Linked DNA regions of Homo sapiens: region 2 is linked to region 1. A link is a loop called in an ENCODE intact Hi-C map of the cell type or tissue named here. Cell type or tissue: B cell. All regions are shown on one strand. Links, peaks and the distances in the headings refer to the core of each region. The heading gives the core; the rest is flanking DNA.

Region 1 (12,350 bases), core at 3,633-11,632:
GCGCCATCTCAGCTCATTGCAACCTCTGCCTCCCGAGTTCAAGCGATTCTCCTGCCTCAGCCTCCTGAGTAGCTGGGACTACAGGTTCATGCCACCACGCCTGGCTAATTTTTTGTATTTTTTTGTAGTAGAGACGGGTTCACCATGTTGGCCAGGCTGGTCTCGAACTAGTGACCTTGCAATCCACCTCCTTCGGCCTCACAAAGTGTTGAGATTACAGGCATGAGCCACTTCAATATAATTATATTAATAATTTTATTAAATAAAATAAATAAAAATAGAAAACAGAATTCATCAAAAGCTTACATGTAGGCTGGGCATGGTGGCTTATGCCTGTATTCCCAGCACTTTGGAAGGTTAGGACAAAAGGATCACTTAAGGCCAGAAGTTCGAGACCAGCCTCAGCACCATAGTGGGACCCTGTCTCTACACAAAATTTTAAAACTTTAAAAATTGTCTGGGCATGGTGGTGCATGCCTATAGACCTAGGTCCTCGTGAGGCTAAAATAGGAGGATCACTTGAGCCCAGGAGTTTGAGGCTGCAGTGAGCTATGATCACACCACTGCACTCCAGCCTGGGCAACAGAGCGAGACCCTGTCTCAAAGAAAAAAAGACGAGCCTGGGCAACGTAGTGAGACTCCAACTCTATGAAAAATTTTAAAAATCAGCAGAACATGGTGGTGCACTCCGGTAATCCCAGCTACTTGGGAGGCTGATGTGGGGGAATCACTTGAGCTTGGGAGGTCGTGCCTGCAGTGAGCCATGTTCACACCACTGCACTCCAGCCTGGGTAACAGAGTGAGACCTTGTCTCAAAAAACAAAAACAAAAAAAAAAAGGAAAACAAAGACCGGGCGCGGTGGCTCACGCCAGTAATCCCAGCACTTTGGGAGTCTGAGGCGAGTGGATCACGAGGTAAGGAGTTCAAGACTAGCCTGGCCAAGATGGTGAAACCCCATCTCTACCAAAAAATACAAAAAATTAGCTGGGTACGGTGGCAGGCGCCTGTAATCCCAGCTACTTGGGAGGCTGAGGCAGGAGAATCACTTGAACTCGGAGGGCGGAGGTTGCAGTGAGCTGAGATTGTGCCACTGCACTCCAGCCTGGGCGACAGAGTGAGACTCTGTCTCAAAAAAAAAAAAAAAAAAAAAAAAAGGAAAGAAAAAGAAAGGAAAAAGAAAAGGCTGGGTGCGGTGGCTCATGCCTGTAATCCCAGTACTTTGGGAGGCCAAGGCGGATGGATCACAAGGTCAGGATAAGGAAGGAGGCTGGGCGGGAGGCTGAGGCGGGCGGATCACGAGGTCAGGAGATCGAGACCATCCTGGCTAATATGGTGAAACCCCGTCTCTACTAAAAATACAAAAAAAATTAGCCGGTCATGATGGCGGGCGCCTGTGGTCCCAGCTATTCAGGAGGCTCAGGCAGGAGAATGGCGTGAACCCGGGAGGCGGAGTTTGAAGTGAGCCGAAATCGCGTCACTGCACTCCAGCCTGGGCGACAGAGCGAGACTCCGTCTCAAAAAAAAAAAAAAAAAAAGATAAGGAAGGAGCCCACTACTACTCCTGCTGCCCTTCTCCCACGACATTGCCTAGTTCACAAAACGGGAGGAAAGAGAGAAAGCAAAAAGTTGGAAAGAAACAGAAGATAAGTAGCCAGACAACCTTGGCACCACCATCCGGCCCTAGGAATTAAAAAAAATAATAACTACTTGTGTTATCTGTAAATTCCACACATTGTATGAAAAAGCATTGCAAGACCTAGCTCCTCGGGAGGCTAAAATGGGAGGATCACTTGAGCCCAGGAGTTTGAGGCTGCAGTGAGCTATGATCACACCACTGCACTCCAGCCTGGGCAACAGAGTGAGACTCTGTTTTTAAAAAAACAACAAAAGGAAAAGAAGCCTACATGTAAAGAGCTTGAGTTGAGAGCACTTCAGGACCTGTGTCATCGTGCACAGTGAAGATATCTATGGTGACTAACGTGCATCCCAAACCAAAGAGCCCTCCCTGAATGCTTTGCTCTGGTTAATACTCCCAGGACGCTCACCACTTAAGACCCTTCCCACCAGCCCAGCATTATAGTATCCTGGGATTCCCTACCTCTATGATATTAATAACAGCAATTTATTCCTCTATATGCTAATAGCACTAATGAAATAGATGAGAAAAAAATCTATGGTCATTGGTAACTATTTGAGCTTGATCATAGCACAAACTTCTTTCACATATCAATTTATTGAGTTTCTACTATGCGCCAGGCATTGTACTAGACTGCGGAGATATTACAGAGATGAATAGAACAGCAAAATGGATGCTTCCATCTGTCTTTTTTTTTTTTTTTTTTTTTAGAGACAGAGTCTTGCTTTGTCACCCAGGAAGTGCAGTGGTGCGATCTCCACTCACTGCAACCTCTGCCTCTCAGGTCCAAGCAATTATCCAGCCTCAGCCTCCTGAATAGTTAGGATTACAGGCACCCACCACCATGCTCAGGTAATTTTTGTATTTTTAGTAGAGACGAGGTTTCGCCATGTTGGCCAGGCTGGTCTCGAACTCCTGACCTCAGGTGATCCGCCCGCTTTGGCCTCCCAAAGTGCTGGGGTTACAGGCATGAGCCACATGGCACCCATCCATCCATCCAGTCTTTTGACATCCATAAAGCTGGAGACCAACACTGGGACCTCTGCTACAGCCACAGCAAAAAAGAAAAGTCTTAACATATTCGTGTCCAAGCTTGCCTGCAGAAAGAGCAAAAAGTATATGGTCTTCAATCCGGTGTTCACATTTGCCCTCCAAATCTCCAGGGTATTGATCCGCTTGGTGAAGGCTGGGTCACCTGCAGAACCCAGAACACAAGGTACTCTGGGAAAAAGTAACTTTTAGATTTCAAGCTTCCAGCATTCAAGTGAGGCACACTTTAGGGAGGCCAGAAAAGAGATGAGAGGGCTGGGAGAGGTGGCTCACACCTGTAATCCCAGTACTTTGGGAGGCCGAGGCAGGTGGATCACTTGAGATCAGGAGTTGGAGACCAGCCTGGCCAACATGGTAAAACCCCGTCTCCATTAAAATACAAAAAAAATTTAGCCAGGCGTGGTGGTGTGCGCATGTAATTCCAGCTATTCGAGAGGCTGAGGCAGGAGAATCCCTTCAACCAGGGAGGCAGAGGTTGCAGTGAGTCGAGATTACACCACTATACTCCAGCATGGACAACAAAGTGACACTGTGTCTCAAAAAAAAAAAGAGATGAGAAAGCCAATCTGAACTATTGGCCACATTTACGAAGTGGACAATTGGAAGAAAAGTCCAAGCTAAGGAATAACAGTGGGTAATGAATGGGGGTGTATCAGCGACTGAGGGGGAGTTGAGAGCAGTAGGCCCTTAGCCAAGCTTTTATGCCAGGGGAGGCTGCTGGCAAAAAAACTTTTTTCTTTTCTTTTTTTTTTCTTGAGACGGGGTCTCACTCTGTCACCCAGTCTGGAGTGCAATGGCATGATCTCAGCTCACTGCAACCGCCACCTTCCTGGTCCAAGTGACGGTCCTGCCTCAGCCCCTTGAGTAGCTGGAACTACAGGCAGTCACCACCACACCTGGCTAATTTTTGATTTTTGTATTTTTATTAGAGACCAGGTTTCACCATGTTGGCCAGGTTGGTCTCTAACTTCTGATCTCAGGTGATCTGCCCGACTCTGCCTCCCAAAGTGCTGGGATTACAGGTGTGAGGTACCGTGTTCAGCCCCTTCTCATGGATTCTGCAGTGTTGGATTCTAGAATTAGTCACTGGCTTGCTTCCTTTCCCATTCTGCATATTCTCTCAAAGTGACTTCATCTGCTTTCTTGGTTTCAATTACCACCTGTATATAGTAAAGATTCCTAAATTTAAATTGCCAACCCAGAGTTTTCTCTTGAACTTCAAATTTTTATCCTACGTGAAACCGACAGTGCCTACTGATGTCCCCAGGGGCACCTCAAACTTACCATGTCCAAATCTAACATCATCTTCCCACCAAATATTTTCATCTGTCTTTATTTCCCTCAATTTTTCAATTTTTTTTTTGACAAAGTCTCACTCTGTCACCCAGCCTGGAGTGCAGTGGTGTGATCTCGGCTCACTGCAACCTCTGCTTCCTGGGTTCAACTGATTCTCATGCCCCAGCCTCCTGAGTAGCTAGGATTACAGGTGCCTGCCACCACGCCTGGCTAATTTTTGTATTTTAGTAGAGATAGGGTTTCACCATGTTGGCCAGGCTGGTCTCAAACTCCTGACCTCAGGTGATCCACCTGCCTCAGCCTCCCAAAGTGCTGGGAATACAGGTGTGAGCCACCACGCTTGGCTAGTTCCTTCAATTCTTTCAATTATTTGTCCCTTAGCCAAGAGGAATGAAGGGAGAAATATCAGTTGAGAGGGTGGAGTTAGAAGTTTGGCCTTCACTTGCTCTTTCATCCTTAAAAAGTGTTTTTTGGCCAGGCACAGTGGCTCACACCTGTAATCCCAGCACTTTGGGAGGCCTAGGTAGGTGGATCACCTGAGGTCACCTGAGTACAGGTGACCTGTACTCCCAGCTACCTGGGGGCTGAGGTGGGAGGATTCCTTGAGCCCAGCAGGCAGAGGTTGCAGTGAGCTGAGTTCACGCCACTGCACTCTAGCCTGGGTGACAGTGAGACCCTGCCTCAAAAAAAAAAAAAAAAAAATTGATGAGAGGGGAGAATGGGATCTGCAAAAAAGATAGAAATGAGATGGAGATCAGAGGAGAGCCAGAAGAGGGTTGTGAAATTCAAAGGAGTGAAGTGAAGTAGGGCTAGGTGAGGTGGCTCATGCCCGTAATCCCAGAACTTTGGGAGGCCGAGGAGGGCGGATCACCAGAGGTCAAGAGTTCAAGACCAGCCTGGACAACATGGTGAAACCCCATCTCTTCCAAAACTACAAAAATGTAGCCAGGCATAGTGGCACACATTGGTGGTCCAGCTACTTGGGAGGCTGAGGATGGAGGATCACTTGAACTCAGGGGGTGGAGTTGCAGTTAGCCAAGATCACACCACCACACTCCAGCCTGGGCAATAGAGTGAGACCCCATCTCAAAAAATAAAAACAAACAACAACAAAAAAACAAAGGAGTGAGAAAGGAGGTAGGACTGGACTCTGGAGGTGGAACTCAGACACCACAACAAATTGAAGACTAGCTAAAACAGGTCTGGGGTGGAAGCAGCTTTCCATAAGATACACACACAAGTGTGCATGGTCAGTTTACCATTGCCATAGCAACACTGCCCCTTTCCACAGCAGTGACCCAATGACCTGACCCTCAAGTTACCAACCTCATCCTAGAAATTGCTATGTAAACTGCCCCTCAATTTGCATATAATTAAAAGTTGGTATAAATATAAGTGCAGAACTGCCTCTGAGCTGCTACGCTGGGCACACTGCTTATGGGGTAGCCCTGCTCTGCAAGGTGCAGTATCTCTGCTGCTGCTGTACATTGCTGCTTCAATAAAAGTTGCTGTGTAGGCCAGGCGTGGTGGCTCATGCCTGTAATCCCAGCACTCTGGGAGGCCGATACGGGCAGATCACCTGAGGTCAGGAGATCAAGACCATCCTGGCTAACACGGTGAAACCCCGTCTCTACTAAAAAAAATACAAAAAATTAGCCGGGCGTGGAGGCGGGCGCCTGTAGTCCCAGCTACTCGGGAGGCTGAGGCAGGAGAATGGCGTGAACCCAGGAGGTGAAGGTTGCAGTGAGCCGAGATTGCGCCACTGCCCTCCAGCCTGGGCGACAGAGACTCTGTCTCAAAATAAATAAATAAATAAGATAAAAATAAAATAAAATTCCCTGACTGCTTAAACTACTTTTGGTTGCAGTTTCTTGGTACAGCTGAAACATCCCAATTGGCATAAGGATTGAAAGAGGAAATTTTGTTACAGGTATTTTTGAGAAAGACTAGAGTATAATGGAAGACAAGAGAGGGCCTCAAGGGGCCTCCTTTAGGGCAGTGTTACTCAAAGTGTGGTTCATGGACCAGCAGCATCATAATTATCCTGGGATTTGTTAGGAATGCAAATTACCAAGTGCTTCACCCAAGACTGATCAACTCAGATTCTCTGAGGGTGGGACTGGGGCTCTGTTTATTTTTTTATTTTAACTTTTTATGGATACATAATATTTTACATATGTATGGGATATCTGTGATATTTTGTTACGTGCATAGGATGTGTAATGATTAAGTCAGAGCATTAGTGGTATCCATCACTTTGGGAATTTACTCATGTGTTGGAAACAATTCAAGTCCTCTCTTCTAGATTTTTGTTATTGTTGTTGTTGAAACAGAGTCTCTGTCACCTAGGCACTGGAATGCAGTGGTGCAATCACAGCTCACTGCAGCTTCGACCTCCCTGGCTCGCATGATCCTCCTTGCTTTACCCTCCTAGTAGCTGGGACTACAGATGTGAGCCACCACACTCAGCTATATATATATTTTATTTTTTGTAGAGGCAGGGTCTAACTACGTTGTCCAGGCTGGTCTTGACCTCCTGGGCTCAAGGTATCCTCCCGCCTTGGCTTCCCAAAGTGTCTTCCAGCTATTTTGAAATATACAATCCATTGTTGTTAATTATAGTCACTACTCTGCTTTTGAACCATAGAACATAAACCTTTTTATCTAACTGTATGTCCTTCATTAACCTAAATCTCTTCATTTCTCACCCAACCGTTCCCAGCCTCTGGTTTCTTTCTACTCTCTAAATTTATGAGATCGATTTGTTTTAGCTGCCACAGATAAGAACATGCAATATTTATGTCTTTCTGTGCCTGGCTTATTTCACTTAACATAATGACGTCCATCCACGTTGCTGCAGATGACGTGATTTCATTCCTTTTCATCTGTGTTTAAACAAGGTCTCCCTCCAGGGATTTTGATGCAACTGAAGTTGGAGAAAACACAGACCTAGGACACTCCTGCAGCTGGGAGTGCGATGGTCTAACAGAGGAAGTGCTATGCCACCAGCTCATCTTTGCCATCCTGGAGCTGTCTAATCTACGACTCAGTTTTCTTTTCTGTCACTACACTGTGAGAATGAGATGAGGAACTGGGTGTGAAAACGGTTTGAAAAGGAGAAGCATGGTTGCACACGCCTGCGATCCCAGCACTTTGGGAGGCTGACGAGGGAGGACAGCTTGAGGCAAGGAGTTTGAGACCAGCCTGGGCAACATGACAAGACCCCATTTCTTAAAAAAAAAAAAAAAAAAAAATTTTTTTTTCTTTTTTGAGACGGAGTTTCGCTCTTGTTGCCCAGGTTGGAGTATAGTGGCCGTGATCTCGCCTCACTGCAATCTCCATCTCCTGGGTTCAAGCGATTCTCCTGCCTCAGCCTCCCTAGTAGCTGGGATTGCAGGTGTGCCACCATGCCTGGCTAATTTTGTATTTTTAGTAGAGATGAGGTTTCACCATGTTGGCCAGGCTGGTCTCAACTTCCTGACCTCAGGTGATCCACCCGCATCGCTTACCAAAGAGCCAGGATTACAGGCGTGAGCCACTGCGCCCGGCCAAAATTTTAAAAAATCAGCTGAGTGTGGTGGTGCGCGTCTGTGGTCCCAGCTACTCGGGAGGCTGGGGCGGGAGGATTGCTTGAGCCCAGGGGTTGCAATGAGCTATGATTGCGCCACTGCACTTCAGCCTGGGTAACAGAGTGAGACTTTGTCTTTTAAAGAAAGGAGAAAATGGCTTGAACGGGCTAAGAACCTTGACCCCCAGGAGACTCCCTGCGCTGATAGAGCCTCTAGGGCTGGACTCCGCCTCCCAGGGAGCCGGGAGCATCTTGGGGAAGGGCCTGTCTCCATCTGTGTGTCCCGGTGGAAAAACGGTCACGGTGGGGAGTCACTGTCATTATTCATTGAACTCAAGCGCTCCTATTTTGGGTTTTCTCGTTCGGATTTCTGCGCGAGCGAGTGAGGAAGAACTGGACACCCGGGCGGTGCCCTGCGGCTCGGGGCGGGGCCAGCCGCGGTGGCGTGTCCGCAGCCACCTCAGCCCTCCTCCCGCCACATCCTCCAGGAAAGGCTGCTCAGGCCTTCCATTGAGGAGACAAGGACCCGCTGCTCTGGGGCCAGACACACGAGTAAGTCGTGACCCCCTGTGTGAAGGGATAAGGCGTCTACCCTGACGCGGGTGAGAACCCTCTTCACGGCAGACTCCGACGCCCAGTTATGAGAGCGTAGCGGCGCACCACCGCCGGGTCTCTCGGAGAGGGCGCGCCCGCTGGCCAGAGGACCAATCAGTGCACGGCAGGCTCGCAGGCCGCCCCCCCCCCCCCCCCCCAACCCAGGGACCACTCAGGCGCCGGCCGCTGGCGCTGCCTGCTCTTCGACTGGGCGAGCTTCCTGCCAATCAGGGCGGAACCAGCGCGGCGTCGGCCAGTAGCGGGAGGCGGTCGGGTCAGGCCCCAGCTGGGCGCGAGCGGGTCGGCGTTGAGGGAGCCACCGCCCTCCCGCCTGCGCACTGCCTCTCGCCCCCCTCCGGCCAGCCCGCAGCCGGCCGCGTCATGCCAGGCGCTGCTCGGCGGTAGGGAGTGCCCGGGGCCGCCGCCTCCGCCCGCCCGAAGCCGCGCCCACTGCCCAGAGCCAGAGGGATGGTGGTAGTCACGGGGCGGGAGCCAGACAGCCGTCGTCAGGACGGTGCCATGTCCAGCTCTGACGCCGAAGACGACTTTCTGGAGCCGGCCACGCCGACGGCCACGCAGGCGGGGCACGCGCTGCCCCTGCTGCCACAGGAGGTACCCGGGCGGGCGGCGGGCCGCGGGGCGTGGGGAGGGGCGCGGGGGAGAAGCGGGCGCGGGGCATAGCGGTCCTCGGCGGGTGGGCGGGGCCGGGGTTGGGGGCGGGGCCCGCGGACTTGCGCCCCTCCCCCGCCCACCTGCAACTCCCCCGCCCACCTGCACCCCTACCCACCCACCTTCAACCCCTGTCAATTACACCCACTAGGTGTGCTTCCCCACCCCCTACACCCTCCGCCCAGTAGTCACTGGGGTGATTTACTCCCATCGCCATGTCCCACTTTTACCGAAGACAGGAGGGAGGGTGGGCCGTGGGAGGGGGACCCTGGAGCCCCGAGAGCTGATGGTGTGTCTGACCAGGCACCGTAGCTCGAGCCTGTAATCCCAACACATTGGGAGGGAGGATCGCTTGAGGGCAGGAGTTGGAGGCCAGCCTGGGCAACATAGCGAGGCCCCGTCCCTACTACGACTGGAAAAACAAAGGCATTTTGGGTTGGATGAATAAAAAAAAGAAAAGAAAAAGATGTCTTCTAGAGAATCCAACAGGATGCTGTAGTGGTTGCCCACACCTAGTCTCCAGCTACCTAAGGAACAAGGCAAGGAGCTGTCTGCACATAAGGGGCAGGCCAGTTCATAGATGTAGGCACGGTCACCTGGCATCCCATGGCTTTCACTCACAGGCTGCTGTGCTCTGGTGCACAGGGGCTTCCACGGGTCTTACTTAATGTGTGTGATACTATCATGTCAACACCTGAAATGACACTCAAGAGACGGGAGAAGATACCAGGCATGGTGGCTCACATCTGTAATCTCAGCAGTTTGGGATGCTGAGGTGGGAGGATTGCTTGATCCCAGCAGTTAGAGACTAGTCAGGGCAACAGTGAGACCCTGCCTCTACAAAAATGAAAATTAGCCAGGCTTGGTGGTGTGTGCCTGTAGTCCCAGGTGCTCAGGAAGGTGAGTTGGGAGGATTGCTTGAGCCCTGGAGGTTGAGGCTGCAGTGAGCTGTAATTGTGCCACTGTACTCCAGCCTGGGTGTGATAGAGTAAGACCGTACCTACAAACAAACAAAAACAAAAAAAGCAAGAGAAGGGAAACGATGCCAGGTGTGGTGGCTTACACTTGTAATCCCAGCACTTTGGGAGGTCAAGGCAGGAGGATGGTTTGAGGCCAGGAGTCTGGGACCAGCTTGGGCAACACAGACTCCATCTCTACAAATAAAAAATAAAGAGGAGGGAAGGTGAAGCATTACTGGACACCGAAGATGGCTTCTAGGAGGCAGGGACTAAGGTAGTGCCAGATCCAGGAGCATGTGGTATGCGGAGTCCCAGGACAATGGAGGCCCTCAACAATTGAGGCCCTCAACAGGCTGGGCTAGGTGATGCTCTTGGGAAGCAGATAGTGTTGTGCTGGGATTGCAAGCCCCATACACACAATGCCATGGGAAAATGAGCAAAAATCTAGAAGTAATCTCTGCAATTGGAAAAAAGTCATTAGTCACAGTGGTGCTATTTTTTTGTGCACTGTCATTGGGAAAATGATATGGTTTGAGGGAAAGAGCACAAGACCACAGATTGCAGACCAGGGCCCCACCACCAGTTCCCCCCACTGATGACATTGCCCCATGTGAGCTCCAAAACTGTTTCCGATGGCTTTTGTCCTCTCTGCTTCAATCCTCTCATCTCTAATATGGAGCAAGCACTTGGATTGGTATGAAGTATCTTTAGAAAAGGTTTAAAGAGCTCCAGAAATGTTAAGTATTATTATTCCAAAATGATATCTGAGCCCTTGATATACACATAAAATGGTTTTAGAGGACCTACAGAATAAGCGCAAGGCATTTTCATGTCCTGTGGGTGCAGAAGAGTAACAGTGCATACACACACGGAAGTGTAACTACCTGTCTATTTCTTTCATTCATTCGGTGAATTTTGGGTCTTTATTTGAGCCAGGCGCTGCACAAGGCCCTGGGTCAGCTTTATTTAATGTATTTGTACCCTATTTTATTTCACAAAGGATTTGAAAGCTGGGAAAGGTACTGTGTAGATAAGCAGACTTTCACTGGAGCAGGAGAGATGTAATATTGAAAAGGATGCATGGCTATAATCCCAGCACTTTGGGAGGCCAAGGCAGGAAGATCACTTGAGGTTAGGACTTTGAGACCAGCTTGGCCAACATGGTGAAACCCCATCTCTACTAAAAATACAAAAATTAGTTGGGTGTGGCCATGCCCACCTGTAGTCCCAGCTACTTTGGAGGCTGGGGCAGCAGAATCTCTTGAACCCGGGAGGCAGAGGTTGCAGTGAACCGAGATCGTGCCATTGCACTCCAGCCTGGGTGTTGCAATGAGATTCCGTCTCAAAAAAAAAAAAAAAAGATGCATAGGGATACAATTTGAATTGATCTGGAGGAAGTTTGTGGGAAGATTAAAGAGAACTTAAACTGACCTCATTTTTTCAAATGCAGTTTGGTAGAAACCACAAGCAGTGCAAAACAGGAAAAAAAAAAAAGCCTTGCATTTTAAGGGAAACCTCGAGCTTCTTAGGGCACATTTATACCATCATTTTCATGTTCCTCACTCAGCCCTTACCTCCAGAACCTTAGCTGGACCGGAAACCAGGCTCACTCTACAGATTAGGAGAGGAGTAGATGCCTGGAAGTATTCAACACACAACTACTGAGCTCTGCTGTGGGCAGCCCATGATTGGTGACCAAGATGCTTTCCCTGTCTTTGGGAAGCTTGGGGTCTAGTGGAGTGAATTGACAGAGGGAAATAATTGGCGATGTATCGTGCTAGGTGCTATTATAGAGGAGAATATGACACACGGTGAAGGCACAGTCGAAGAATGTGTCATTAACTCTGTCCTAGGGGCAGGTGAGGGACAGTAGACAGAAATGCTCACAGATGAGGGGAACTTGAATAGAAATTTCTAGAATGAGTAGATGCCACTAAACTGTATGGTGTGTTGGTGTGAATTAGAAAAAGGGCACATAGCAGGCCGGGCGTGGTGGCTCACGCCGGTAATCCCAGCACTTGGGGAGGCCAAGGCGGGCGGATCATGAGGTCAGGAGATCGAGACAATCCTGGCTAACACGGTGAAACCCTATCTCTACTAAAAATACAAAAAATTAGCCAGTCGTGGTGGCAGGCACCTGTAGTCCCAGCTACTCGGGAGGCTGAGGCAGGAGAATGGTGTGAACCCGAGAGGCGGAGGTTGCAGTGAGCCGAGATCGCGCCACTGAACTCCAGCCTGGGTGACACAGGCTGGGACTCCGTCTCAAAAAAAAAAAAAAAAAGAAAAAGGGCACATAGCAGATGACTCTCATCCAGGTGCTTTTATGCAGTGAACAACCTATAACACTGTATGGGTCCATTTAACTTGCCATATAGACAGAAGAAGGAGACTGGTAAGAGCATTTTGGGCAAAGAAGACAATGTGAGCAAGAGCACTAAGATAGTAAATTCAGGAAGTGAAAGGACACTGAAGGCTTGAGCTCTAGAGCAGCGATAATGGAGTTGAGGTGGAGAGACCTGATTTAAAAGCTATCAGGGGGCCAGGCACAGTGGCTCATGCCTGTAATCCCAGCACTTT
Region 2 (12,350 bases), core at 2,408-10,407, 290 kb after region 1:
TTCACAAGCGCATCCATGAAGTGGGCTTCAAGAAGCGTGCCCCTCGGGCACTCAAAGAAATTCAGAAATATGCCATGAAGGAGATGGGAACTCTAGACATGCACATTGATACCAGGCTCAACAAAGCTGTCTGGGCCAAAGGAATATCCCATACCATGTCTGTGTGTGGTTGTCCAGAAAATAGAATGAGGCTGAAGATTCACCAAATAAGCTCTATACTTTGGTTACCTATGTACCTGTTACTACTTTCAAAAATCTACAATGTGGATGAGAACTAATCGCTGATTGTCAAATACATCATATAAAGTTATAAAATTGTCAAAAAAAAATTCCTTAATTAGGAAACAATTTCTTGTTGCTCTTCAGGTCTTTTTTTTTTTTTTTTTTTTTTTTTTTAAGAGACAGGGTCCCACTCTGTCACTCAGGCTGGAGTGCAGTGGTGCGGTCATGGTTCACTGCAGTCTCAACCTCCCTGGGCTCAGGCAAGTCCTCCCTTTCAGTTCTTTTTTTTTTTTTTTTTTTTGAGACAGAGTCTCACTCTGTCACCCCGGCTGGAGTACAATGTCACAATCTCGGCTCACTGCAACCTCCACCTCCCAGGTTCAAGCAATTCTCCTGCCTCAGCCTCCTGAGTAGCTGGGATTACAGGCATGCACCACCATGCCTGGCTAAGTTTTGTATTTTTAATAGACACGGGGTTTCACCATGTTGGTCAGGCTGGTCTCAGACTCCTGACCTCGTGATCTGCCTGCCTCAGCCTCCCAAAGTGCTGGCATTACAGCCATGAGCCACCGCGCCCAGCCTCACTTCAGCTCTTTAAGTAGCTGGGATTACAGGCGCCTGCCACCACACCCGGCTAATTTTTGTATTTTTTGTAGAGATGGGGTTTTGCCATGTTACCCAGGCTGGTCTTGAACTCCTGGCCTCAAGTGACCCTCCTCGGCCTCCCAAAGCGCGGGATTACATGCGTGAACCACTGTGCCTGGCCCAGGTCTCTGATACAGTTTCAGACGTACTATGTGAATTGGCTTGGGTAATGGTAAAGGCTCTCATTTTTGCATGTCCAATTGGAGAAAGATGTACATGTCATTCCTTATTTCATTTTACTCAGCAGGGAAAGAAGTTTCCATTCAGACATTATTATCCATACCCTTATTAGCATTCAGGTAAAGGAGACACTGTCACAATATACATTATACATTTTTTAAAAATGACACATTCCAACTTTGAACCAGACTTTACCTTTGATCCCTATCACAGTGGCTTCCCCATACAGCCCTGAATCAATTCTGCGGCCCTTAAGCTCATTAGTAGGCCTAGGCAATACTCTCCACTGTGTTCCTGTCAAGGTAAACTTGAAAGAGTTTCTTCTCAATCTTGACCATTTCCCACACATGTTTGTGAAAGGCCTCAGGAACCCCACTGGGAGCTGGATCACGAGGTTCAGTCCTTCTTGTCGATCTTCTTTCACTATTACCACATTGATTCTTTTTTTGATAAGGAATGTCACTTACTTTTTTATTTTATTATTATTATTATTATTATTATTATTATTATTATTATTATTATTATTATTTTAGATGGCGTTTCACTCTATCACCCAGGCTGGAGTGCAGTGGCCTGATCTCGGCTCACTGCAACCTCCACCTCCTGGGTTCAAGCGATTCTCCTGCCTTAGCCTCCCAAGTAGCTGGGATTACAGGCGCCCGCCGCCATGTCTGGCTCATTTTTGAATTTGTAGTAGAGATAGGGTTTCACCATGTTGGCCAGGCTGGTCTCGAACTCTTGACCTCAAGTGATCCTCCGGCCTCAGCTTCCCAAATTGCTGAGATTACAGGCATGAGCCACCATGCTCTGCCTAATTTTTTAATTTTGAAACCATCTCAATGTTAAATAAAAATTTGCAAGTATGGAACAAGGGACTACTGACTTAATAGTAAAAGTGGGGGATGGATGCGATGGCTCACACCTGTAATCCTAGCACTTTGGGAGGCTGAGGTGGGAGGATTGCTTGAGCCTGGGAGTTTGAGACCAGCCTGGGCAATGGACAGTTTCTACAAAGCATAAAATAAAGAGATTAGCTGGAAGTGGTAGCACGCATCTGTAGTCCCAGCTACTTGGGAGGCTGAGACAGGAGGATTGCTTGAACCCGACAGGTTGAGGCTGCACTGAGCTATGATTGTGCCACTGCACTCCAACCTGGGCAACAGAACAAGACCCTGTCTCAAAATGAATAAATAAAAAAACCCAAACAAACATGGGTATTTTGGCATTCAATGCTGTAGGTTCATTGGAAGAATTTTCTTTCTGAAACTTCTCTAAGCCTCAGAACTGTATATGCTAAGGAGTTTGAGGAGACTTCACGGTGGGAACCCCAGATTCCTAGAAAATTATCTCAAAGTTTTGTAGGCTCTTTGTCAATTTCCTTCTTTTTCATGCCATTTAAAAATTAACTGTCTAAGGATTTCCACATGATTAGAGCCTATATTTTTATCCCTTTTCTTGTTTTGGTTTTATTTCTTTTGTAAAGCCTTAACCTTAAAAAAAAGTTTGTTTAGATCTAATTAACATACATACAATTAACTCAATTAAAAGTGTACACTTCAGTGGTTTTTAGTTTAATCACAGAATTGTGCAACCATCATCATAATTTTTTTTTTCTTGAGACAGAGTCTTGCTCTGTCGCCCAGGCTGGAGTGCAATGGCACGATCTTGGCTCACTGCAATATCCGCCTCCCAGGTTCAAGTGATTCTCGTGCCTCAGTCTCTCGAGTAACTGGGATTACAGGCAGGCACCACAACGCCTGGCTATTTTTTGTATTTTTAACACAGATGGAGTTTCACCATGTTGGCCAGGCTGGTGTCAAATTCCTGACCTCAAGTGATCCACCAGCCTCAGCCTCGCAAAGTAGTGGGATTACAGGCATGAGCCACTGCGCACTGCCTGTTTTTGAATATTTTCATCACTCCCAAAAGAAACTCCCTGGCTATTACCACCTCCCAATTGCCTCTTACCCACCCTAGGCAACCCAACCACCAATCTGCTTTCTGTTCCATAAATGTGTCTATTCTGGACATTTCATAGACACGCAATCATCCAATACAGGGCCTTTTGTGACTGGCTTCTTTCACTTGGCATAATGTGTTCAACATTCATCTATGCTGTAGTATGCATTATTTCTTCATTCCTTTTCATGGCTGAATACCATTCTGCTTGTGAATTTGCTACATTTTGTTTTTCCATTAATCAGTTGATGAACATTTGAGTTGCTTCCACTTTTTGGCTATTATGATGCTGCTATAAACACTCCTGTACAACTTTTTGTTTGGAATTTTTGTTTGCAATTCTCTTGGATCTCCAGGAGTGGAATTGTGAGGTCAAATGGTAACTTTTATTTTTTTTGGCGACAAGGTCTGGCTCTGTCGCCCAGGCTGAAGTGCAGTGGCGTGATCTCAGCTCACTGCAACCTCTGCTTCCTGGGTTCAAGCCACTCATCTCAGCCTCCCAAGTAGCTGGGATTACAGGCACCGGCCACCAAACCCGGTTAATTTTTTGTATTTTTAGTAGAGACGGGGTTTCGCCATGTTGGCAAGGCTGGTCTCAAACTCCTGACCTCAAGTGATCCACCCACCTTGGGCTCCCAAAGTGCTGGGATTAAAGGCGTGAGCCACCACATGTGGCCAGTAACTTTTTATTTTTTTAAATAAAGCCATATGTCTTAGAACTTGTTCATTTATTTATGAGATGGGGTTTGCTATGTTTTCCAGAATGGTTTTTTTTTTTTTTTTTTTTAGACAGTCTCACTCTGTTGCCCAGGCTGGAGGGCAGTGGCGCAATCTCAGCTCACTGCAACCTCTGCCTCCCAGGTTCAAGTGATTCTCCTGCCTCAGCCTCCTGAGTAGCTGGGATTACAGGTGCCCACCACCATGCCCAGCTAATTTTTTTATTTTTATTTTTTAGTAGAGACAGGGTTTTACCATGTTGGCCAGGCTGGTCTTGAACTCCTGGGCTCAAGCGATCCTCCTGCCTCAGCCTCCCACTGTTGGGACTACAGGCGTGAGCCAACACACCTGGCTTCAAATGATAACTCTATGTTAAACTTTTTGAGAAATTGCCAGATTGTTGTTTAAAAGTGGCTGCACCATGTAATCTTTTTTTAAAAAAAGAATTTTACAATCCAGCTGGACATGGTAGCTCACACGTATAATCCCAGCTCTTTGGGAAGCTGAGTAAGGAGGATTGCTTAAGGCCAGAAGCTCAAAACCAGCTTGGGCAACACAGTGAGACCTTGTCTCTATTTAAAAAGGTTTCTTTTTTTTTTTTTTTTTTTTTACTGGACTCGGGCTCACACCTGTAATCCCAACAGTTTGGGAGGCCAAGGTGGGCAGATCACTTGAGGCCAGGAGTTCGTGACCAGCCTGACCAACATGGCAAAACACCTTCTCTACTAAAAATACAAAAATTAGCGGGGCGTGGTGGCATGCGCCTGTAATCCCAGCTACTCAGGAGGCTGAGGCAGGAGAATCGCTTGAACCCAGGAGGCAGAGGTTGCAGTGAGCCAAGATCGTGCCACTGCACTCCAGCCTGGGCGACAGAGCGAGACTCCATCTCAAAACAAAAACAAAAATTTTTTTTGAAATCCCATACAAGGCAGCTAGGATGAAAGGTTTGAGGTTGCCTTTTTTACATTCTCCTACGGTCTCAATCACTAAGTCATATATGGTGCCATTGGTGGTGGGGCTCCTTTAATTACATTATCAGTCCTAGCCTGGTAAGGGACATCTCATTAGGAAGTTTGGTTCCATCATTATATACACAATTCAATACTGCCTGCACTTGCAGATAATGTCACACCCATTACAACAAGGAAGATAATTCAAATGGTGCAAGATAACAAAAGAGGGCAAGAATCATGGAAATAAGAGGGTATTCAGTGAAGGAACTGAGCCATTGTGTTGAACATTACAGGCTTCACCTGATAAACTTTTGTTAAAGATGGCTGGGTGTGGTGGCTCATGCCTGTAATCCCAGCACTTTGGGAGGTGGAAGTGAGCGGATCACTTGAGCCCAGGAGTTTGAGACCAGCCTGAGCAATTTGGGGGAAACCCCATTTCTGTGAAAAATATGAAAATTAGCTGGGCACGATGGTGCACATCTGTGGTCCCAGCTACTCAGGAGGCTGAGACAGGAGGATCACTTCAGCTTGGGAGGCCGAGTCTGCAGTGAGCCATGATCATGCGACTGCACTCCAGCTTGGGTGACAGAGCAAGACCTTGTCTCAAAAGCAAGAACAACAAAACTTTATTACCTTTAAAGCACCCTGTACTCCTCCCCCATCCCATTCCCCTAACACTTAACATGAAGTTTATACATCTTTTTCTCATGCTTCATGTCAGTTCAAACAATTATGTATGCATCTCTAAACAATATGTTATGAACTTGCCTGTTTTGAATTTTACATAATGGAAATATGTAGCAGTGTACCATTTTGTGATTTGGTCCCTGCCAATATAGTCTGCAATTGACTACCATAATTGTGTGAGCTGTATTAAATAATTTTCACTGGTCTTTTGTACCCGATTAAACACGAAGATGGGCCAGGCGTGGCAGCTCACACCTGTAATCCCAGATCCTCCCGAGGTGGGAGGATCACTTGGGTCCAGTAGTTCGAGACCAGCTTGAGTAACATAGGGAGACCCTGTCTCTACAAAAACAAACCAAACCATGAATATATCAAAGTTGGTTTTTACATTTGACTGTATGGACATCTGCTTTTTCTCCCCAATTTTTAGTGAGTCATACTGCTGCTAAAAACATTGGTGTTGCTATGAGCATTATTTTGTCTACTTGTGCATAGGTGCAACTGTTTCTCCAGGGTAATATATTCTCAAGAGAGGATGTGTATATCTTTAAGTGTACTGCATAATGCCAAATTACTTTGCAAAGTGATTGTACAAAATTATACTTTAAAAATTTTCATTTTCATTTTATTTTATTTATAAATAGAGTCAGAGACTCCCTATGTTACCCAGGCTGGTCTGGAACTCCAGGACTCAAGCGATCCTCCTGCCTTGGCCTCCCAAAGTGCTGAGATTACAGGCCTGAGCCACCGCGCCTGGTCCAAAATTACATGTTTATCAGCAGTGATTAATATACAAGCACATCAACAGACACACGCATAGCACACACATGAGCATGCACACGTGTGCGCACTCCCTACACATCTACGCATGCACACACCCATACCATCACACACCACACACGCGCACACAGATGCACATACATGCACTCACTGCACACACCGTTGTACACGATGCACACTACAAGCCACATACACGCACTACGCACACACGCACACGCACAACACCAGACCGGCACACAGACCCATAAACGTCCATCACGCACTCCACGCACGTCCGCATGCACGCTACCCGTCCCGGAAGCGTGGTCTCCGCCGCCTGCCTCTGACGAAGCTTGTCCCGGCCGCGCCACCGTCGGACGCCCGGGGTCGGAGGTCACGGCGGCGTTGGAGGTGGCGTGGTTTTTTTTTTTTTTTTCACCCGGAAACCGCGGTTGCCGGAGCCCGAACTGAGGCGGCGGCGGGAGCCCGGTTGGCGTCTGGTCTTCGCGTCGGCCCCGCGGAGCCAGACGCTGCCCCCGGCGCGGGGAGAAGATGGTGCCTAGCGGCCTCGGGCCCGCCACGCGCCGCCACGAGTGAGCCCAGCGCGACCGCGGGCGTCCGCCGAGCAGCTGGCCCGGCTGGGCCCGGGGCGCGCAGCTGCCCGCCGGGGCGGGGTGAGCCGGGGCTGGAGGGCGGGCTGGGGTCGGGCCCAGTCGGGGCTGCCCGCGGGGCCGGGAGCGGGGAGCGTGCTGGTCGGGAGCGGCTCCTCCGCCGGCTTTTTTCACCGCTTCTCAGGGTGCAGACCCCGCCCCAACTGCTGGCGGGGGTCGCCCAGCATCGGCCGACCTCGGCCTGGTCCCCCCACACTGGGGTTTGCCCACTCGCGTCCCCCGAGCCAGGGTTCCCTGCCGGCCTTGGAGATGGCGGGACTTCCCACGTCTGGAGCCGAGGCCTGGATAATTCGGATTTGGCACGGGAAACATCTTGGTCGTTTGCCATTTTTCGGCTTTGGGGAGTGTTTGCGTTTCTTCTCCGTTTGGCAGTGAAACACATCTCAGAAAGGTGGGAGGGAGAGACTCACGTACGTCCACAAAGTTAAATGGCATAGTGGTGTTCCCTGTGTCAAGCTTGGTAAATATCCGGAATGGGGTGGATTCTTTCTTCATGTTTTTAATAAAATGAGGAGTGATCGCAAGGTAATCTAGAGGCATGTAGTTTCAGTTCCCTTGATGGGGACCATCAGAAATAAAACCAGGCTTGTTGTGCTGTTTTGAGTCGTTTGAACGCCGTACCCATCGGACAGCTGGTGAGGAGGCCTTTGTGGAAGAATCTGATGTCTGAGTTTAGTTCTCAACTAGCAGGTGACAGCCCTCACTGGCTGATGAATGGTGAGCTTCTCTGAAGCCTGCTTTGTAAAGATTGTGGCTTCCGCCTGAACTGCTTCTTTCCTGCCTCAAAGGTGAGCCGCTACGGGAGGGAATGGGAAGAAAAACTCCGAGACTGCTGATGAATATGTGATAAAGTGGTTTGTCTCGATAGCACCATCAGCTTGGGTCAGCTTAGGGTCTCAGCATGTGTATCTCATTTGTAGATGAGTGTTCCATCAGCGCTTGACCGATAAGGGTGTCCATCTACTTCCTCTTTTCATCTAGGGATTCTGACAGGAAATAGACCTGTCGCGCACCTAAGGTATACTTAGGTGTGCATTGACCCTAAGTGCATTTACTCTCTAGGATTAAGGATTTGGAGTTTCAACTTGTAGTGAAGATTCTGGGAGAATTCCTGTGGCCTGAATCAGGTGGACTGGAATCACTGCTAGCACCGGAGTCTCAATGCTAAAATCACCAAAGGCTAGTTAACTGGCACCTTCTCCGTTTAGGCTCTAGCTGCATCTGTGGCAAGGAGGAAAGGTAGATTATATATATATATGTTTTTGAGACAGAGTCTCACTCTTGTCGCCCAGGCTGGAGTGCAGTGGTGCGATCTCTGCTCACTGCAACCTCTGCCTCCCAGGTCCAAGCAATCCTCCTGCCTCAGCCTCCCTAGTAGCTGGGATTACAGGTGCCCGCCACCATGCCCAGCTAATTTTTGTATTTTTAGTAGAGACAAGGTTTCACCATGTTGGCCAGGCTGGTCTTGAACTCCTGACCTCAGGTGATCCATCCTCCTCGGCCTCCCAAAGTTCTGGAATTATAGGCGTGAACCACCCGCACCTGGCATAAGTGCGAATATATTAATAGTTTCTGCCTGTAAGGAATGTACTTAGAGGAAGCAATAGGCTAGAAAATGTGGCAGGACTGAATTGCCATAGTGGTATACCAACTGTTCAGGATTTTGTTATGGTTAGGATCAGAAACTAACTTTTTTTTTTTTCTTGAGGCGGAGTCTTGCTCTGTTGCCTAGGCTGGAGTGCAGTGGCGCGAAGTTAGCTCACTGCAACCTCTGCCTCTCAGGTTCAAGCGATTTTTCTGCCTCAGCTGCCTGAGTAGCTGGGATTACAGTTGCCTGCCACCACGCCTGGCTAATTTTTGTATTTTTGGTAGAGACGAGGTTTCATGTTGTTGGCCAGGCCTTGAACTCCTGACCTCAGGTGATCTGCCCACCTTGGCCTCCCAAAGTGCTGGAAGTATAGGTGTGAGCCACCTTGCTCAGCCCGAAACTCGTGAAGTAAACTTTGAGGTGGACCTAGAAAGATCAAGAGGATTTGGGCCATTCAGAATTAGCTGGGAAATGAAAAAACTAGGGCCAGTTGGTGGACAAGCACCCAGGCTAGGTAGCTGGACAATCAGTGCCTAGAAATATTGGCAGAGGCAGCTAGTTAAGGGTTAAATGCTTTTCTAAGAAAGATAAGCATAAGCTACCCAGTCTAGTTTCTCGTAGATTTCTGGGTTTTTTTGTTTTTGTTTTCTTTGAGATGGAGTCTTGCTCTGTTGCCCAGGTTGGAGTGCAGTGACGCAGTCGGCAACCTCTGCCTTCTGGGTTCAAGCGATTCCTCAGCCTCCTGAGTAGCTGGGACTACAGGTGCATGCCGCCACACCCAGCTAATTTGTGTATTTTTAATGGAGACAGGGTTTCACCATGTTGGCCAGGCTGGTCTCAAACCCTTGACGTCAAGTGATCCGCCTGCCTCAGCCTCCCAATGTGCTGGGATTACAGGCGTGAGCCACCAGGCCTGGCCTTTGGTTTCTAAAGAATTGTTTTCATTTAATGAGTTTGTCTTGTTCTGTAAGAGGCCGTTGGCATAAAACAATGCTTAACTTATTTTATTAAGGACAATGAAAAAGATGCTGATTGTCATTCCTGTCTGGTATTGACAATCAGGAAATTAAATTTGATGTCTGTGAGTTGTTTCAGTGCCTGTGTTCAGTTTGCAGGAGCACAGCTCTAGTCTGGTCTCTGCAGCTCTGGCTACAGCCAAAGGATAAATGGCAAGCCCTTCAGTCCTCTCCAGAGGGTTTTTAGTGAAATCTGGTCCATGTCACAGAGATGGTGTGTTTCCCTTGCCCAGTACTGAAGAACCTTTGAAGCCATTCACACAGGATGCCATGTAATTGCTCTAGATGATATGACTGATCTCAGGACCTCACTGGCCTCAGCCTTAGCCCTTATTTTATTTTATTTTATATATATTTTTTGAGACAGAGTCTTGCTCTGTCGTCCAGGCTAGAGTACAGTGGCGCGATCTCAGCTCACTGCAACCTCCGCCTTCCGGGTTCAAGCGATTCTCCTGCCTCAGCCTCTTGAGTAGCTGGGATTACAGATGCCCGCCACCATGCCTGGCTAATTTTTCTATTTTTAGTAGAGACAGGGTTTCATCATGTTGGTCAGGCTGGTCTCAAACTCCTGACCTCAGGTGGTCCGCCCACTGCGGCCTCCCAAAGTGCTGGGATTACAGGCATGAGCCACCACACCTGGCCTTATTTTTATTTATTTATTTATTTGAGATGGAGTCTCACCTTGTTGTCTGGGCTGGAGTGTAGTGGCATGACCTCGGTCACTGCAACCTTCGCCGCCCAGTTTCAAACGATTCTTCTGGCTCAGCCTCCCGTGTAGCTGGGACTACAGGCACGCACCACCACGCCTGGCTAATTTTTTTGTATTTTAGTAGAGATGGGGTTTCGCCATGTTGGTCAGGCTGGTTTTGAACTCCTGACCTCGTGATCCGCCCGCCTTGGCCTCTCAAAGTGCTGGGATTACAGGCGTGAGCCACCAGCCCCGGCCCTATTTTTTAATTAAAAAAAATAATTATTACGGGACAGAGTTTTGCTCTGTTGTCCTGGCTGGAGTGCTGTGGGTGATCATGGCTCACTGCACCCTCCTCCTCCTGGGCTCAAGTCATACTCCTGCCTCAGTCTCCTGAGTGGCTGGGAGCACAGATGTACACCACCACACCTGGCTAATTTTTTGATTTTTTGTAGAGGCAAGGTCTCACTCTGTTGCTCAGGCTGGTCTCAAACTCCTGGGCACAAGTGATCCTCCCATCTTGGCCTCCCAAAATGCTAGCATTAAAGGTGTGAGCCACCCAAAAATAACTGTATTAACTATATTTACCACACTGTGCAATATAACTCAAAAAAGAAAAAATATATTCCTTTTCTCTAACGGACTTTGTACCCTTTGACCATCATCTCCCTGTTCCCCACCCCCTGCTTCTGTAACCATAGTTCTGCTCTCTGCTGCAATGAGTTCCATTGTCTTCTAGATTCCACATATAAGTGGAATCCTATATTGTGCTTCTATGCCTGGCTTATTTCTCTTAGTATAACGTTCATCGCTTCTGTCCATGTTGTGGCAAATAGTGCTGCAGTGAACAGACATCTCTTTGACAATCTGATTTCAATTTGGGGTAGTATATATTCAGCAGTGGGATTGCTGGATCATGAAATAATTCTATTTGTAGTTTTTTCTTTTTTTTTTTTTTGGAGACAGAGTCTCGCTCTGTTGCCTGGATTCAAGCGATTCTCCTGCCTCAGCCTCCCGAGTAGCTGAGATTACAGGTGCACGCCACCACGCCACGCTAATTTTTTGTATTTTTAGTAGAGACAGGGTTTCACCATGTTGGTCAGGCTGGTCTTGAACTCCTGACCTCATAATCCACCCGCCTCAGCCTCCCAAAGTGCTGGGATTACAGACGTGAGCCACCACGCCCGGCCTATTTTTAGTTTTTAAAGGAATTTCTGTGCTGTTTTCCATCTTGGCTGTACTAATTTACATTCCCACAGTGCATGACGGCTCCCTTAGCTCCACATTCTCACCAGCATTTGTTTTTCTTTGATAAAAGTCATCCTGACAGGCGCGAGATGATATCTCATTGTGATTTTAATTTGCACTTCTCTAGTGATTGTGATATGTTGGCCAACTATATCTGTTGGCCATTTGTCGGTCTCTTGAGAAACATCTGTTCGTGTCCCTTGCCCATTTTTTAATCCCTAGGGATTTGGAGAAGCTACTTGCAAACCATACGTCTGAAAAGGGGTTAATATCCAAAATATATACAAAGCTCAAACAACTCAGTAGCAAGAAAACAAAAAATCCAATTGAAAAATGGGCAGCCAGGCACCGTGGCTTACGCCTGTAATGCCAGCACTTTGGGAGGCCAAGGCTGGTGGATTGCTTGAGGTCAGGAGTTCGAGACTAACCTGGCCAACATGGTGAAACCCTGTCTCTACTAAAAGTACAAGAATTAGCTGGGCGTGGTGGCACATGGTTGTAAGCATGCTTACAAGCTACTTCAGCTACTCAGGAGGCTGAAGCAGGAGAATCACTTGAACCTGGGATGTGGAGGTTGTGGTGAGCCGGGTTCGCACCACTGCAGTCCAGCCTGGGTGACAGAGCAAGACTCCATCTGAAACAAAAAAAAAAAAAAAGAAAAGAAAGAAAAATGGACAAAGAACCTTGGCCTTTCTTTAAAATGAAAAAACAGAAAGGAGGAAAGATAGAGGTTTTAGCAAATTGAATTTTCATTTAGATTGATTTCGAACATGGAAATCCTTAAGTTAACTTTCTCATGTACGAATCAAATACATTTGACAAGAGGTCTGTAGTGTTTTTTCTGCGTGTGATTACATACCTGAGTGTGATCCTGGGGAGTACATGACACAGCCTTCGAAACACTGCCGTTTGGACTTTTGTGTTGTTTGGTTACAAGTGCTGTTTTTCAAACATGTCCCAGTCTTACACACTGAGTTTGGTTACAGAAAGGTTTCATACTGAACTATTAGCTTTTGT

The links. Peaks named below come from ENCODE experiments on the same cell type or tissue, not always from the same donor. Only the 100,000 strongest peaks of a DNase experiment are listed, where the experiment ranks them.
Region 2: a loop joins it to region 1, with 24 times the contacts of the local background. A loop is called at or near these places in 7 of 110 quality-filtered maps.

The regions. Positions count from the first base shown.
Region 1 is chr7:66,620,452-66,632,801 of GRCh38, forward strand. KCTD7 (potassium channel tetramerization domain containing 7) reads left to right here and starts at 8,430. Exons shown (of 4, transcript NM_153033.5): 1 at 8,430-8,757. The coding sequence starts at 8,614. RefSeq lists silencers at 7,011-7,210, 8,221-8,790 and an enhancer at 12,066-12,115. In B cell, for the core only: no CTCF peak of the experiment used is centred there; DNase peaks (open chromatin) are centred at 6,950, 8,400, 9,440 and 11,426; H3K4me3 peaks cover 3,736 bases; H3K27ac peaks cover 4,543 bases.
Region 2 is chr7:66,914,666-66,927,015 of GRCh38, forward strand. TMEM248 (transmembrane protein 248) reads left to right here and starts at 6,560. Exons shown (of 7, transcript NM_017994.5): 1 at 6,560-6,796. It also overlaps the pseudogene RPL31P38. RefSeq lists a silencer at 6,602-6,851. In B cell, for the core only: no CTCF peak of the experiment used is centred there; DNase peaks (open chromatin) are centred at 6,486 and 7,376; H3K4me3 peaks cover 2,430 bases; H3K27ac peaks cover 3,546 bases.